Linked DNA regions of Mus musculus: region 1 is linked to region 2. A link is a loop called in an ENCODE intact Hi-C map of the cell type or tissue named here. Cell type or tissue: heart. All regions are shown on one strand. Each heading gives the region's core, and the rest is flanking DNA. Links, peaks and the distances in the headings are about the cores only.

What was found. Hi-C counts contacts between places; a loop is a spot of excess contacts. Peaks named below come from ENCODE experiments on the same cell type or tissue, not always from the same donor. Only the 100,000 strongest peaks of a DNase experiment are listed, where the experiment ranks them.
Region 1: it touches region 2 in a loop (2.5-fold over the local background); 4 of 42 quality-filtered maps call a loop at or near these places.

Annotation. Positions count from the first base shown.
Region 1 is chr8:3,235,982-3,238,897 of GRCm38, reverse strand. All of the region lies in intron 2 of Insr (insulin receptor), which reads left to right. Among named protein-coding and RNA genes, the nearest start is that of Insr, 42 kb to the left of the region's middle. In heart, for the core only: no CTCF peak of the experiment used is centred there; DNase peaks (open chromatin) are centred at 857, 1,347 and 2,437; H3K27ac peaks cover 1,067 bases.
Region 2 is chr8:3,186,077-3,188,992 of GRCm38, reverse strand. The region is part of intron 9 of Insr (insulin receptor); the gene reads left to right. Among named protein-coding and RNA genes, the nearest start is that of Insr, 92 kb to the left of the region's middle. In heart, for the core only: no CTCF peak of the experiment used is centred there; a DNase peak (open chromatin) is centred at 1,332; H3K27ac peaks cover 1,499 bases.

The DNA of each region.
Region 1 (2,916 bases), core at 91-2,590, 50 kb before region 2:
ACTTAGAACAAGTTTTTGCTTTTTGTTTTGGGTGTGTCTGCATGAGATGCTGGGGATCAGACCCATTGTAGCCTTGAGCATGCTGGACAAGCTCTCTCCCTCCGAGTTACACCTCTAACTTCTACTCGTGTTTTGTTTTTGAGACAAGGTTTTGATATGTAGTACAGTTTGGCCTTAAACTCACAATCTTTTCGCCTCTTCTTTCCAAGTATAGGAACTGTGGATGTGTACCACCAAGCCACACATCTAAAAAGTTTCTTAAAAAGATTTATCTTTATTTTTAATTGTGCATGTGTGCACACACACATGCACACACGCACACACGCACATGCACAGTACTCATGGAGATCAGAAGGGAGTGGTGGATCTCCTGGATCAGGAGTTATAGGTGATTGTGAGCTGACTGACATTGGTGCTGAGAACTAGATCTCAGTCCTCTGGAAGAGCTGTAAATACTCTTAACCATGAAGCCACTACTCCAGCTCTTAACCACTCCAGCTCACTACTAGCTATTTGAAAATACATAATTAATTATTGATTATAACTAAAAGCTTCCTGATGTGAAGATAGAGACTTAAGCAATTGGACTAAATTCGTTTAATCAGGTCTAAGGTTTAGGTTATTTGTATTGGCTTGTCATTTGTTGAGATAAGGTTGCATGTAGCCCAGGATGGTCCTAAACTTGTTACATTTGGCAGAACATAGTGCCTGTACTTCTGTTCCTTTTTGCCTCCACCTCTTCAGTGATGGGACTGTTCCATCATGCTGGCATTATGTAGAGCTGGGGATTGAACCCAGGCTTCCTACAGGCTAGGCAAGTACTCTAGCGTCTGAGCCCCTGCTGACATAGGGACTGTGGGTATGGCTCAGGATGGAGCTCCTAGGAGTCCCCCTGGGAAGGATGAGGGGTGTTGGCTCAGCCTTAGAGTGCCTGACTAGTCTGTATGAGGCCATGGGCTCCATTACCTGCATCACCAAATGGGTAATGCTATGACAGGTTGTCTTTGAGATTTTTGTATTACAAGCATTTGTATTGAGCCCTTCACTGTCAGGAATGTGGAAGAGGGGCAGGGTGACTGCTGGGTGTTGGGTGGTAGAAATACATAGCTTTTGAATTCTAGCTTTTGAACAAACGCTTCTTTTCCTTTCTGAAGCAGCTTCCCGTAAGTTTTTCCTTTTTATGGTGCTTCTACAGTGTTCCAGGGTGATCTCCTCGGTTCTCAATGGCTTGAGCCTTACCAAGTTAGTGAGTTATTCTGAGTTCTGGAATCCAGCATCTGGTGCAGCTTGTGGCTCTTGGCTTTGACCTAGGAGGTTGTGCCAGCCAAAGGAGGTGGCTTCCCCGTGCCTCGGGGCCAGCCTGGGAGGCTGCAAGCTTTTAAAGGCCATGGCTTGTGCTGGAGACATGTGTTCCTCTGGCACTGGCTTTGTTGAAAACACATTCCCTAGATAGTTTCTTTTCTACACAGACGTTTGGAGATTCTTGGGTGTGCTAGAGGCATCCTCTCTCTCCGTCTCTCTCTCTGTCTCTGTCTCTCTGTCTCTGTCTGTCTCTCTGTCTCTCTGCCTCTGTCTCTCTGTCTCTCTGTCTCTCTGTCTCTCTCTCTCTCTCTCTCTCTCTCTCTCTCTCTCTCTCTCTCTGTGTCTTCTCTGTACAGTGCAGTGATTTGCTGTTTTCTAGGTTTGGAAAGTGGTGTGCAGGAAAGTGGGACTTTGCATGCTGATCTCAGCCAGCCCCACCTGACTTCACTAAGTCAAGGCTGGTAGAATCCCTCAGTTTATGGACAAGAAATGGAGGCTGGCAGAAAAGCCAAGGGGAAGCAGCAGCTGCTGTGATGGGCTGCAGGGTTTGCTCTGAGCTCACAGCCTGACCTGGGTTCAGGGCCAGTAGCCATCTTCTCTCCTAATTCCTGTGCCCAGCTGGCCACAGGAGCCCTCTTGACATTTCTGTTTTTTATTTTCTGGGCTGTGAGTAGGACCTAGCAGCCGTGTGCGTTCTGGGCAAATATTTGCCACTGATCTGTATCTCAGGCTCTTACTTTAACTTATTTACTAAGGATCTCACGTAGCCCAGGCTGGCCTTACCTTGAACTCACTATGTAACTGAAATTCCTTCAAATTTATTTATTTTTAAATGTAATTTATTTTTTTCACCTACAAACAAAAACAAAAACAAAAAACATCAAGAGCAGCTGCTTTCTAGACAAGGGAACAGGGATGTCTCACCTCCTCATTGCTGCCTTGTTAACTGCCTGCTGGATCTAAGCACCCTGTGGTTGGTTCCTTTCCATTTTCCAGCTCTGTCATCAGGCACCTGTAGAGCAGGAGGACTTGCCTGACTCTTGCCAACAGTTATGTCCATGATTGTATCCCAGAAGGAAGTTTGCAGGCAGTGTTAAGGGACTGAGCCAGAATGTGGTCAGAGCTGGCTCCCATCAGATTTGAGTGGAACGCCTCAATTGTCCCACTGCAGAGGATAATTATCTTAATTGTTAATACTCTTGACTTTCCTGTTTGGGGCCATGCTTAGCAAATGGGGTGTGAGCGTGAACTCTTGACTGTCTCCCGAGGCCAACAGACACAAATAATATTATGCAGTTGCAAAGACAGGCCATTTATGAAGCTGTTAGCTGTGGCGGCAGCCTTCGCTCCTTTACTCATTTCCCCAACCCTTGAAGCACTGGCTTATCTTTACCTACTGAGGCTTAATTGATTCCACGTTAGTCCTTTAAAGATTATTTTTGTGTGCATTGCATAGCACACACGTGCACACATACACACATGCATGTGCACCTGCAAGTGGGTATCATCTCCCATGCATAGGAGTGTGATGGCCAGAGGTTGATGTAAGAATATCCTTGGTTGGTTTCCCACTTTATTTTATTTCGTGTGTAAGGGTATGTATGTGTGAGTGTG
Region 2 (2,916 bases), core at 117-2,616:
CACACACTCCATTCTGTCTTATGTAAGACACTGTGTGTGTATGTATGTGCACATGCATGCACTGTGTATAGATGTGTATGGGTGTGTAGGCTTGTGTATACATGTATATGTAGAGGTCAGAGAATAACTTGGGTATGTCCAAAAATGTTGTGTGTTTTGTTTTTAATTTTTTTTGCTTGGTTTTGAGACAGTCTCGTGAAGACCGAGCTGGACTTAAACTCACTATGGAGCTGAAGAAGATAATGGGTTTCTTGCACCTCCTGCCTCTACCTACTAAGTGTGGGATTACAGGACTATACCATAACTCATAGTTTATGCAGTTCTGGGATTCAAACCCAGGACTGTATGGGTGTTGACATTCTACAACAGAGTTACACACTCAACCCATTTTTTTTTAATTACAAGTATTTTTATTCATTTATTTATTTTCCTAGTCTCTGTGTATGGACACACATGTGCCATGACATGTCTATGGAGGTCAGAAGACAGCTTACAGGAGTCTGTTTTCTTGTCAGCCATGTGGGTCCCAGGGTCAGGCAAGGAGGCAAGCTCTTTTATCTGCTGAGCCATCCTACTACCCCCTACTTTAAAAAAAATTCAGTTCTGTGCTTTGAAGCCAGTGCCTCATGCATACTAGGAAATACTCTACCTCTGAGCTACAGCCCAGCCCTCATCTTGTAGGTTTCTATTTTTATTTTTGTTTGAGACAGGGTATCTTACTAGACCAGACTTACCCAGCAGGCCAATTTGGCTAGTGAGTGACCCTTAAGAATCCTCCTGTCTCCAACTCCCCATTGCTGGGATTACAAGTATATCTCACATAACCAGCTTTTCACATGGGTCCTGGGGATCCAAAACTCAGGTCCTCATGCTTGCCTGCACTTTAGTGTCTGAGCCATCTCCTCGGAGCACACACATACTGTTAGACATTGCACATGGATCCATATCTACCATCTCCACAGTGCACATACATATCTTTTGACATTGCACATGGAACTTCACTCACCATCTCCACAGTGCACAGACACAGACACACAGACACACACACACACAATTTACTAAAACAGAACAAAAAAACTTACAACCCACCATCAAATTAGAGAAAGTGAAAATGTGCTGTTCATTTAGTTGATGGATTCTGGATTCTGTCTTTGATTCGTTTTTGGTTAGCAATATCCTTAGCCTGTGACCTTGTAGAAGCAGGCCAAGGGGGCTGCTGGAGAGGTGTGGCTGAGGTCTGTCCTTGAATCCACCCCTGGCCTGGTATCTGGTTTTGGCTAAGTCACAGCAGCAAGTAGTCTGTCTCCTTTTGTAGAGAGGGGCAGAGGACAGATGACTCCTGGGAACAGTCCCAACTCTAAGATCATGTGCTATATGTATGCCTGTGACATCATTCCTGCCTTGGCCAGGATCACCAGCTAGGTTTATCTCCTTGCATACTTTATATAGTTTGGGAGCAAGTCCAGTCCTAGGCTCAGCACTGACTTGTTGGCTCTGAATTTGAGTATAGGAAACCACCAGCTAGCCAAAGCTATACTTTTTGTTTTGTTTTGTTTTAAAAACCAGCAACTTAAAAAAGTTTGATTGTGCTGTTGTTTGTTTTTAAACAAAGTTTCACATGACCCAGGTTGGCCTTAAACTCATGATGTACCCCGAGGATGACCCTGATCGTCCTGTCTCTGCCGATGGAGTGTTAGGGTGACACTCTCCACTATGCCAGGGCTACTGCAGCCAACTTTCATTCTGTAGGTGGAAATTCCAGATTGCAGAAGCTGAGGATATAGCTTAGTCCGTAGAAAGCTTCCTAGTATTCAGGAAGCCCTGGGCTCCATTCCCAGCACCATATAGACCCAGTGCAGGGGGTTCAGTCCTGCTACTGCAGCATTTGGAAGGTGGAAGCAGGAAAGTTGGGCATTTAATGTTATCCCTACCTACATAGCAAGTTTGAGTCCTTTCTAAGGTATATGAGACCCTGTCTGAAAACAAAAACAAAATCACCTTACATCCATGAATAACCACAAGGGTATTTTAAAAAATGGTGATAAGTGAATATTACAGAATTTATTTGCACTTGAATGAGTATAGATGCATACACATTTCTGGTCTGACTGAGACACATTTAAGAAGGTGAATGCATATCTTCTTAAATGTTACACACGGTCCCACACTCTTCTGGAAGCACACGAAGGACTTTATTTGAAGTTGATGACAGGTGTCTTGCTCTGTGGATCCTTGTTTTCTGAGGTAGGACTTTTTTTTTATTAGCTCCCTAATTTGTCTAACCTGGCTGGCCAATGAGTTCCAGGGATCCTCCTGTCTCTACTTTCCCAGTCCTGAGGACTAAGATGTGTGTTATTATGTTTGGTTTTCATGTGGGTTACCAGGGTTTGAACTCAGGTCCTCATGCTTGCGTGCTAGTCACTTTACCTACTGGATCACTTCACCAGTCCACAGAGCTTATACTAAGGAGGCCTAACAATAGTTGAACAATTATGAATTATGTGGACAAAGGCAGAGTGTGGAGGCCACCTTTGGAGGAAATGGAATACCAGTGTTGAATGAGGACAGAGCTTCGGTTTAGATGAGAGTTCTGGAAATGGTTAGAGGCAATGATGGTGCCACACTGTAAGTAGACACCACTAACTATGTACCCACACATGATTTCAATGGTACCATTTTATGTTATGTTTATTTAACCATAATTTCTATAATACATATAATAAATGACCAGTAGTACCTTTCTGTTTATATCATAATTTGAGTCTATTTTTAATTGTGGTGAATTTGGAGCTAAGGAAATGATACTGGATAAAATGTCTGCTGTACAAACAGAATGACCTGAGTTTGGATCCCCAACGTCCATGTAGAGAAAAGCTGGTTTTGACAGCGTGCATTTGTAACCATCACACTGGGGAG